2 separate regions of the Mus musculus genome follow, and region 2 is linked to region 1. The links are chromatin contacts, found by Hi-C or POLR2A ChIA-PET in ENCODE. All regions are on one chromosome and are shown on one strand. Each heading gives the region's core, a stretch centred on a gene start or an enhancer-like site at or near the end of the contact. The rest is flanking DNA. Distances are from core to core; before and after follow the strand shown.

Region 1 (5,912 bases), core at 247-2,746:
TCACCGCGATCCGGACGCGAAGGCTGCGCCCGGAGTCCGCCCCCGAGGTGCTGCGGGGCTGAATTGCGCGGGGCCAGTTCCGCCCGGGCTCGGCGCAGTGGCCACGGGCTGTGCCTGCCGCTGCTCCCGGCTCGGCGCCTCCTGCTGGCGGCCGCCTGTTTGTCCCACAGCGTCCGTCCGTCCGTCCAGTCCCGCTGCAGCGGCGGTGACAGCCGCGAGTTAGGCGACGCGCGCTGCCCTCATGGCCAAGCCGCCGCCGCCCGAACGTCCCCGGCGCTGCTGCAGCGGCTCCCCGTCTTCCTAGGACAGGGGTGCGCCGAGCGGATGCGTCGGGACGCGGGAGTTGTCAACTTGACTCAAGTTGCGGGAGGGTGCGGGCAGCGCCGGGAAGGGCCGACTTGCGGGGCGCACGCGAGGGCTGCCAACCGCTCGAGCTGCCAGCGCGACTCGGGTCCCCTGCCCTGCACTCGCGCCGCTGTCACTCGGGCACGGGGCCCCGCAGCGTCTGAGCGTTCCCAGCCGGCTCTGAGGTAGCTCCACACTCCGCGCTATATAACCCACCGCCGGGAAGCGCCGGCCGCTGCAGTGGCATCGGCCCTCCCTCAGCTCGGCCCTCCCCGCCCCCGGTCGCACCCCGCCCCCGGCCCAGCCTCCCCTCCCCGCTCGCCCTCCCGCCGGCCGCCCCACCGCGCGGGGCAGCCCCTCTTCCACGACCGCGGCCGAAGGCTCCCGCCCTCGTCGTGCCACTCTTCGCGGCTCACGCCCCCTGCTGAGGGTCGCCGTGGCTTGCGCCTGCCGGGTCCCGCAGCAGCGAACCCCCCCATCCTCCTCGGACCTTCGGGTCATCACTCTTCCCGGTCTCGCTGCTTTCGCCAACCGAGGGACTGTGGACCTGGCGGCCGATGATCAGGCGCTGCGGAAGACAGCCCGGCAGTCGGGCGGAAAAAGGACCTCGGCAGCGCAGCCGAGGTGGGGGAGCAGGGCTGCGTGGCCACGGGCCGCAGAGAGCCGGAGGAGGTGACAGACAGTGATTTCATAGCTCAGCTAGCCGCTGAGGACGTGAAGCCTCATACTCTAGTGAGCCTAATGGGAATCACCGCCGCGAAGGCTGCCCAGAGTGTCGGTCAACGTCGCCCTCCAGCCCCGCGGGTTATGCAGCGACGCATGCTGGGACTTGTAGTTCACATCCCTGAACATGCCTTTTGGGTCCAACGAATTCCGCAGAGCCTGACCCTAGGGTTGTCAACGCAACCTGGAGAAATTAAGCCCAGAGCTGACGAGGTGTCCCCACTCTATTCATTAAAAAAAAAAAAAAAAAAAAAAAAAATGTATTCAGTGCATTTGTTTTCCGATGAGTTTTACCATAAAGTTGGCTGGCCGTGACTAAGCCAAGCTGTTCATTTTGCGCCAGCAAAGTGCAAAAATCTCAATTCTAGATTATTTTCCGGCTTATCTCAGGACAGCTATAAGGCGTGGGGCTTCGCGCCCTGAGACCTTTAAGGAGACAGTGCGCATGCGCCACCTTTCTCTCTTCTTTTCCGGCTGGAACCATGGAGGCTGTTCCGTAAGTCGATTCTTCTCTCCCCCAGAATCCTTCTCCATCCCCCAAACTAGAGGCATTTTGTCTCACTTTTCCTGTATCTGAGTGTAGCCTGGAACCACTGCCTGCCTGTCTGGGTGTTTGTGACGCCGTGTGGTACTAGGAGGGAGTGCGGGGGGCCTCCGCGCGGAGGCCTTGGCAGTACCAGGAGCAAACTGAGGGCAGACTGCGGATCCGGCTACTTGGGCGGAGGTCCGTTCTTCGGTAGAATGTATTCCGCGGAATCATGGAACGAGATCCTTTGTAGCTAAAGTTATCTTAGCCGGCTGCTTACCGGCAGCCTCCTGCATATGGAGCTTGAGACTTGATCGAGGATCAGTGAGTCCTGGAACCCAAAAAGTGTGCAGTACAGTTTTTTCAGTGTGACTTGACAACTTGTAACAATTCACAGGCCAGGACTGATGGCTGGGGTTAGGCATAAATCTCTTTAATGTCATACATGTTTACCTTTAAGTAAGGTGTGTATAACGTGAAGGTTGTGGGCATGAACGCTGCATCTCCAGTAGAGCTTTCGGGAACGACGGAGATGCTAGATGCTGCCGGTTTGAGTGGGTGACAGTTTTAACGTAGTTCTGAGCACCTAGTGTGTGTGATACATCACCAGGAAGTTTTTTGACCTACTAGTAATTCTCTACAAACAACAGAGAGAAGAAAAAGAAGGTTGCCACTGTGCCAGGAACCCTTAAGAAAAAGGTTCCTGCTGGGCCAAAAACTCTCAAGAAAAAGGTTCCCGCTGTGCCAGAAACCCTCAAGAAAAAGCGAAGGAATTTCGCAGAGTTGAAGGTGAAGCGCCTGAGGAAGAAGTTTGCCCTGAAGACAGTAAGTAAACTTTGGAGGTCTTTAGTGGGCCAGGGAGCTTATTGGGACTGAGCGTGGGGTGAGATTGAAGAGAGATCTTCCTGGTTTGATATTCTCAAGTCATCCTTGTATAAAACTGATGCTGTGCTCTGTTTCAGAGCCAAGAATTATGACTGACTGGCCATTGGTTTTTCAGCTTCGAAAGGCAAGGAGGAAGCTCATCTATGAGAAGGCAAAGCACTATCACAAGGAGTACAGGCAGATGTACCGCACTGAGATTCGGATGGCCAGGATGGCAAGGAAAGCTGGCAACTTCTATGTGCCCGCAGAACCAAAGCTGGCCTTTGTCATCAGAATTCGAGGGTGAGTTCACTTTGCATCGTGTTCTGGCAGCAATGGCTGTATTGTGCCTGCCCTTAGGAAGGGGGCCGAGAATTACGGGGGGCGGGAAGTTGTTTGTGAAACCTGTGCCTAAGCTGCTTGCTCTGACTGCATTTCAGTGTCCTGTAGTTGTCTAAGAGCTTAAAAACAGTTTACTTAGTATCATTCAGTCATCTTTTATGATAAAACAGGAATCAAGAGAAGGCAAGCTAGTAGTGATAGCGTGTTGAGATTACACACACATACTATGTGGTGACTAAGTTTTGTATTACTTAAAATTACAATAAAAGCTGTATGGATCTATTTTTTTTCTCTGGCAGTATCAATGGAGTAAGCCCAAAGGTTCGTAAGGTTCTGCAGCTCCTTCGTCTTCGACAGATCTTCAATGGCACCTTTGTTAAGCTCAACAAGGCTTCAATTAACATGCTGCGGATTGTGGAGCCATACATTGCATGGGGGTGAGTTTTCTGTCTAGTCGGTTGGCTTTTATGATGAGATGAATGTTAGACACTTGGGCTGTATTCTAACTTACCTGGTTTTCCTGGTGCAGGTACCCCAACCTGAAGTCAGTAAACGAGCTCATCTACAAGCGAGGCTACGGCAAAATCAACAAGAAGCGGATTGCCTTGACAGATAATTCCTTGATTGCTCGGTCTCTTGGTAGGTAATGATTTTTCAGGGAGGGATTGATACTAGTCCAAGGTCATGTTTTCTGGCCAGACTTTAAATTTATTTTTTTACTTTTATTTTGTATACGTGTGGGTGGTGGCCCAAATGTCATGTGTCTTCCTTAATGACCCCACCACACGGTGGCTAGGTTCTCCCCAGAACCCAGAGTTGCATTCCAGCCTAGCTGACTGTCCCTTCTGTTTATATGCTGGGATTACAAACAAGCCTTTAGGTTGGAGCTTGGGTCATTGGATCTGAACTCCTGTCATTCTTAAGCAGCAAGCACTTCCCTCTCCTGAGCCATTTCTCCCAGCCTGGCTTCACTTCGGACAAATCTTGACATACATCCTTAAAGGCTCTGCATCCTTAATTTTGAGACAAGGTTTGTCTGTAATCTGGAATTCAGATTGCCTTCATCTGGCTCCCACCTGATAGATTAAAGGCATGTGCTACCACACCTGGCTTGTCTTTGTTTGATGGTTCTGCCCATAATTGTGTTTGGAATACTTTTAAAAACTTGATCTTGGACTCAATTTTTTTTCAGGTAAGTTTGGCATCATCTGCATGGAGGATCTAATTCATGAGATCTATACAGTCGGGAAACGCTTCAAGGAAGCAAATAACTTCCTGTGGCCCTTCAAGTTATCTTCCCCACGAGGTGGGATGAAGAAAAAGACAACTCACTTTGTAGAAGGTGGAGATGCTGGCAACAGGGAAGACCAGATAAACAGGCTTATTAGACGGATGAACTAAGGTAAGAAGTTAGTGTTGTTTTTTGAGACAGAATCTATTTCTGGCAATCGCAAAACTATGTGTAGACTCACCTAGTTTTGAATTCAAAACTTGATTGACGGCTTTTCTGTTGAGTGCGGATTGGGTATATTGTTAAGTGTTTTTTGTTTTGTGTTTTTTGAGAGGGGGTTTGTCTGTATAACTCAAATCCGCCTGCCTCTGCCTTCCAAGTGCTGGGATTAAAGGCGTGCGTGTGCCCCCACGCCCGACCAGACATTACATTTTACTTTGGGGAAATGTGTCTTTAATGGAAGTGTGCTCCTTTACGGGGGGGTGCTGATGTGCGGCTTGGAAGACAGTCTCTAACTCGTGTGTTTTTTCCCTTTCAGGTGTCACCCATTGTATTTTTGTAATCTGGTCAGTTAATAAACAGTCACAGCTTGGCAAATTGAAATGTGTCGGAGTCTTTGTTGGCCTGCCCCTGCCCTGCTTACCACTGTAGTGGCTAATCCTGGAGTGTTCAGTCAGATCAACAGCCTATGATGTGCAAAGTTCCAGTTTATAGTTTTTGAAAGACAACTTGTTAAAGGCTTTTCTCTGAGAAGATATATATATATATAAGCTATGCTGAGTGTATCAAACTAGATAAGCATTTGTGATCTCTAGGAAATTGTAAAAGACATTGTAATTTGCTGCAGTTCCGTGTTTCAGGCATGGACTTGTTGGCCTACGCATGAATGCATCCTTTTTTTCATGTGTGGATGTTTTGCCTGCATGTGACTACCACATGTTAATTAATGCAACTAATTAATCAAGGGGCTACTGATTGTTGTGAGACACCATGTGGGCATTGAGACTTGCTGGGCCCTTGTGAGCTAAAAGTACTTTTTACATTTTAAATACATAAGTACTTATTAGCATCTTAGGCAGTTGGAGTGAGATAGACCAAAACCTAAAAGCTTGGAGGTTTTTGGGGTTTTTGTTTTTCTTTTGGGGGTTTCTCTGTGTAACCCTGGCTGTCCTGGAACTTACTTATAGACCAGGCTGTCCTTGAACTCAGAAATCCGCCTGCCTCTGCCTCCCAAGTGGTAGGATTAAAGGTGTGCACCATCCCTCGGGGGTGTTTTTTTGTTTTAAACATGTCTTCCTGTCTTGTCCCACTAAACACCTTCATATAACAAGTCCTTGCATTTGCATGTTTGTGTTACCCGCTGCATTTACGTTACCTACATGAACACAGGTAAAGTTGTTAATGCAATGTTAAGTAAATGCCTTGGGTACTGTTGGTGGAAAGTTCTTGTCCGGTTATGAAGTAATTTCTCTTGTTGATGGTCCTAGATAATATCAAATTGAGTGAGTTCTGGAGAGTAATCTTGATACTTCGTTAAATACATTAAGCTGGGTGTGGTGCTGCGCACCTTTAATCTCAGCATTCCAGATGAACCTCTGAATTCCATGCTACAATGGTGAGATGCTGTCTAAAGACAAGAAGGTGTACACACGTTCATCTGTGCTTGTAAGTGAAGGTTGACTGAGCAACATGGTAGTTGAAGACTGAACTTGGGTCCTCTGCAAGAGCAGTAAGCTCTTGATCTCTAAAGCATCTGTCAAAGAGTGCCTGTCTTTGTGTGTCTACTTCCTTGAAGTATAGGCATATCCCAGCTGCTGGAGCCTTCCAGGTTTTGGGGGAATAGTGATGGTTCAGTACTGCCTCAAAGAAATTAAAATCAAA
Region 2 (5,407 bases), core at 1,152-3,651, 580 kb before region 1:
GTCTTGGGAAATTAAACTTTATCTGAAACTTACTCAAAATGGAAATAGGTGCAGGTGTCTCTCATGCTGAAATCTATCCCAGGGTACCTTGTAAAGGCAAATACTAGAAAAGCTTATACCCCTGTTTAGGAAGTGCTGCTGGGTAGTTGGTTCTGTTCCAAGTTTATTGTGGCTAATTATACAAAACAGTTCTAACTAACTTCTATTGTGATTCCTTTCTAAGAACACCAAAGCACAGAACATCCTACTAACAGCAATAACAGCATGTAAGAAAGTTTCCTTATAATATTAGTAACGGCACAGCATGGCAGGCTAGACAGGTAACAGTTACCTAGGCCTGAACATTTTACCTAGTCCTTAACAAAGACAGTTAAATTGTTACTAAAAGAATAAAGCTGAGGGGTTGGAGAGATGGCTCAGCAGTTAAAAGCACTGACTGCTTTTCTAGAAGTCCAGAGTTCAGTTCCCAGCAGCCATGGCTACTATAGCGTCCTTATATACATAAAATAAATAATTCTTTTTTAAAAGGAGTAAAGCAGAATAATATTTATTATATTTTACTAATTAAGCATATGAAGAGTCACCATGTAGTAGGGGGCTCCATGGTTAAGAGCACTGGCAGAGGACCCAGATTCAACTCTTACCAGCCACATCAGGCAGCTCAAAAGAGACTATAATTGCAGTCCCAGAAAATCTGATGCCTTCTTCTGGCTTCTGAGGGCATCAGCATATACACATATATACATCCAGGAAAACACACACACACACACACACACACACACACACACACACACACACACATATATATAATAAGTAAGTAAATAAATAAATTGACAAAGCAGGGGGCCCAAAAGAAGAGGAAAACAGAGGTTAGCAGACTGAGGACCTTCCTAATGCCCCAGAGATGATTAGTTATTAGTCCCAGTCAGAGTGTTTGGGGACAAGCCAGTCCCCCAAAATAACCAATTTGCAATGCAGGAGTTCTCAAAGTACATTTATAAATTCCCTGCTCCACTTTCAGACAACTAGGCTATGATCTTGCTTTTCCTAGAACTGTCATTTTGGAAGGCACCACCTTCCAGCCACGAAGACATTCCTAGAAGGGGCAGAAAATGGACAACTAACGGAGCGAGCAGCAGAAAGAGGAAACAGATTGAAACAGCTCTCAAGCCCTGTACTAGGTTTTCTGGTCCCAGGCATTTGTTAATGACAAGTTGTAATGTGGCCATAGCGTTAACTATGATCCAATGGCACCAGAGTTTAGCTCAGCTGAAAAATATCTGCAACTCTAGCACTGGAGAGGTCGAGGCAACGGGGAGCATGAGTTTGAGGCTAGCATAAGCTATATAGTCAGTTCTAGGCAGCCTGTACTACAGAATAAGGCACTGTCTCAAAAAAATAAGCAAATAACTCAAAAGGCAGAGGCATATGTATCAATCTCTATGAGTTCCCGGCCAGCCAATGTTATATAGTGATACTTTGAAAAAAATAATAAAATAAGCTGGGCGTGGCAACGTATGCCTTTAATTCCAGGAGGTAGAGGCAGGCAGATCTCTATGATTTCCAACCCAGCCTGTCCTATATAGTGAATTCCAGGTAGTTACAGCTATATAGAAAGACCCTGTCTCAAAACAGATTTCAATAGAGTAATAATTACTGCATAAATCTAAAAATCACTATTCGAAATCAAATAAAATCATTATTTGTCAAGTGACTCATACAGTGAATTCTAAAATAACTTTCATTTTGCAAATTAAAAAAAAAGTGAGGCTGAGAATGTCTAAGTATTTTGCTCAAGGTCACACAGTTGGGGAGGAAGAAGGATGCTTCCAAGAGCACTCTAGGACCACAGGCTGGAGCTACAACCCCACCAGGAAGCACTGTGGGTTAGCCTCCTCAAGAGGAACCAGTTTGTGTCGGGGCTGGTACTCAGAAGCAAACTAGAACTAAGAAGAACCTGAAACCGAGCTCCGAGTGGAGAGAGCTTAACCACAAGACAGCAACAGAGGTAAAAAGCAATTCAGAGGTCCTGGGGAAACGCGGGGGGGGGGGGGGGGGTTGGGAGAGGGAAAGGATGATCCGCACCCGGAAGTGGTCGGCATTGCTCCACCCCCACCCCACACCGCAGCGGGCTCACTGCTGGAGCAGCGTTCCTGCCAGCCCTCCAGCTTCAGGTTCAGTGGAAACTTTCTCTCGAAATAGTTGGCGCCGCAGCTCTTTGTTGCCGGGCCACTTACCACAATAACTGTAGGAAATAATTGCATCGGAGGAGTTGCAGAACCACTGTTGCTTCTCAGATTCAGTCAATATGGGAGAAAGCAGCGTCGAAAAGAGAATAAATGGCAACATGATTTAATATCTCCGATACTTTAAACTCGCCAGGAAGACCATCGGACTCGACAGTAAGGAGGACAGATTTAACTTAGTCAGCAGTCATGTGATTTGGAAGCTCCCATCCAACTGCTTCCTCTTTTTATTTGCATGTGTGACTGTGCATTTGTTTTCATATCTGAGCACTTCCTGTAAGGCAAGAGAAGAAAAAAATGACTTAGAATATACTGTTTCTTAATACTCAGTGTAAACTAAAGTATCCAGCACTTTAAAACAGCACATTTTCAGGGAGACAATTAGCTGCCTTACAGGAAACCCTTACTTAAAAGGAAGTCCACTAGCCGTAGTACACACACCCAGTACTTGACAGGCGGATCTCTGTGAGTTCCAGGTTAGCCTTCTCCAGATAGTGAGTTCCAGGACAGCCAGAGCTATAAGGTGAGATCCTGTCTCAAGAAAGAAAGTCCACCGGTATACTACTTTTCTGTGTGCTGGCCACTCCCTCCCACACACTCCTCCTCATACAACGGTTTCTCCTGACCTAGAAAGCTGCATCTAGCTATCTAAGCTGATTTCTCTCCCCTACCCCCTCTCAATTTCTACTCAAGTACAAACAGGTTCAGCCACAAAACAGACAGGCAAGATGACCCCTACACGGGGTCAGTAGCAATTCCCAGCTGGGACCTCACCAGTTTTGAGAATGCACTCAAAAGGAAGGTTGAACTTGAGGCAATAGTGTTGAGTTGGGGGTGGGGTTGGTGCTGGACTCTAGAGCTCTTCCACAGAGTAGCATCTTGAGGTAAAAGTGTGAGTTCCAGTAATTAAAAAAAAAAAAAAAAAAAGAAAGAAAAAGCTGTTTTGTTCTGGCGTGTATTTCATTCAAAGACTACTTTAGAAAAGTGTGCTTCCTTCAGCTGCACGGCTTTTACAGACTCTTACTTTAGGGTTAGCAGCCAAGAAGGCTTACAGCTGTGGCCTACAATCCGGTTCTAGTGGTGACACTCAACTGCTCACTAAGAACTGTTAAGGTAGCAAGGCAATTGTATTTAAAGCAAAACAATAGAAAGATCAGAGCATACTGTGAGAGCAATGGGTCACCTGAGGATACTCCCGGCCACTGGGTGACTGTGAGGGGCCTCTTTTCATCAAGCCTAAAGGAAGGAGGCACTTGAATCAAGGGGCATAGTTTTGATGGTTCTTTATTTTGATCAATAGATTATGTCATTTAATATTTTTCCTACTATATATGCCCATTTCCATAATGGACCCAAATAATAATTATATAATGTATAATTATATACACACCCAAATATGCATTAGCATAATATGGTAAATAGATTCTTCCTTATAGGATGGTTTACCATATTGAGCACATACCCAAATCCAGATCAGGCCAGTTGGGATTGTCCACTCTTCGTACTGTAAATGTTGGAACACATGAGAATAGAAAGTGTCTAAGTCTGATGGTTGTCAGGGGAGACATACCTATCCCATTGTTCAGAGAAGAGATATGATAGCCCCACCCAGGTGGATGTTCCAGATTGCTAGGTGCATTATTTGGGTAGGGGTATTATGCACAGTATAGACAGGTAAAAGGACTAGGCTGCCAGCTGTTATTAGAAAAGCCGGGGGTGGGAGAGTATATATAACCTGATCCAAACAGAGCCCCAAGTTACTAAAATTCCCTGGGCTTACCTGCCTAACTAAAGACAGAAGAAAAAAAATGTTGTGTCAGTAAAAGGATTTAAACACAACTGCATTTTTCTATTTTAACTGGTTCTTTTAATACTTGAGGATGAGGGGCGCATGTGTGGAAGTCAGAGAACAACTTGTAAGAGCTGGTTCCTTTCTACCACATGAGCTGCAGGTATTGTATTCAAGTCATCAGGCTTGGCAACAAGCATTGTTTACTCAGTCAGCCATCTCACAAGGCCAGGCCCTTTTCTGTTCTAGTTTGTTTTCTGAGGCAAGGTCTCACTGAATAGCTCTGGCTGGCCCAGAACTCACCATATAGATGAGGTTGGCTTTGAACTCACAGAGATCCACCCAATTCTGCCTCTTGAGTGCTTGAGTTTGACACAACATACCACTTTCCGTATGCTTTGAAGAAGATGAAGACCTTGGACTGACATGACATGAACTAGAAGGTAGGCAGAAGCCCCAGCTGCCTAGCCGGGAGGATCTGAATTCCATCTCTTGAAACTGTAAAATGGCCAGGCGTGGTGGCGCACGCCTTTAATCCCAGCACTCGGGAGGCAGAGGCAGGTGGATTTCTGAGTTCCAGGACAGCCAGGGCTATACAGAGAGAAACCCTGTCTCAAAAAGACCAAAAAAAAAAAAACTGTAAAATGAGAGAAGCAGCCGGGTGTAGCACATGACTTTAATCTCAGTACTTCGGAGGCAGGATGAATGGATAATAAAAACACAAATACATTATCGAAAGGAAAAGGTAGCCAGGCGTGGTGGCACATGCCTTTAATCCCAGCACTCGGGAGGCAGAGGCAGAGGCAGGTGGATTTCTGAGTTCGAGGACAGCCTGGTCTACAAAGTGAGTTCCAGGACAGCCAGGGCTATAGAGAAACCCTGTCTCGAAAAACCAAAAAAAAGAAGAAGAAGAAGAAGAAGAAGAAGAAGAAGAAGAAGAAGAAGAAGAAGAAGAAGAAGAAGAAGAAGAAGAAGAAGAAGAAGAAGAAGAAAGGAAAAGGTATCAGCTCAGACCAAGTTCTCAACACAAAAGAGATTTATTGGCCCCAGATAAACAGAGGGCAGGAAATAAGAGACAAAGACCACAGACGATGGAGGATGAGGGAGAAGGGGAAGGGAACGAGGGAGTGAAAGGAGGGTATTTGTCTCAGAGGACAAATGACTGCCTCTGGATAGAGGAGTCAGATGTGGCACATTAAAAAAAAAAAATGGCAGTTCATAAAGGTTTAAGGGGAAAACTGTGTTAGGATGAGATGTTTAATGTTAATTGGGCATGTTATAAATTATGTGAGCCAAAGGGGGCTTTTGATTGCTAAACTTCAATGCTTTGATAGCTGGACCTTGGTAGTCAGCCTCAAGAGGAGGAAGTGGC

The links. A loop is a pair of places that touch in the nucleus more often than their neighbours do. ChIA-PET counts read pairs that join two places held with the same protein, here RNA polymerase II (POLR2A).
Region 2: a loop to region 1 is called in a map of T-helper 17 cell, with 4 times the contacts of the local background. The contact joins the promoter of Ly96 here to the promoter of Rpl7 in region 1. A Hi-C loop is called at or near these places in 3 of 37 maps with a recorded cell type or tissue (T-helper 17 cell, T-helper 2 cell and regulatory T cell). POLR2A ChIA-PET finds 5 or more read pairs at or near these places in 1 of 5 experiments (Patski).

The regions. Positions count from the first base shown.
Region 1 is chr1:16,100,017-16,105,928 of GRCm38, reverse strand. Rpl7 (ribosomal protein L7) reads left to right here and starts at 1,496. Exons shown (of 7, transcript NM_011291.5): 1 at 1,496-1,564; 2 at 2,245-2,419; 3 at 2,595-2,761; 4 at 3,100-3,237; 5 at 3,330-3,439; 6 at 3,993-4,202; 7 at 4,570-4,634. The coding sequence starts at 1,551. The coding sequence ends at 4,201. It overlaps Rdh10 (retinol dehydrogenase 10 (all-trans)), which reads right to left and starts at 47. Exons shown (of 6, transcript NM_133832.3): 1 at 1-47.
Region 2 is chr1:16,685,450-16,690,856 of GRCm38, reverse strand. It overlaps Ly96 (lymphocyte antigen 96), which reads right to left and starts at 2,401. Exons shown (of 5, transcript NM_016923.2): 1 at 2,238-2,401. The coding sequence starts at 2,349.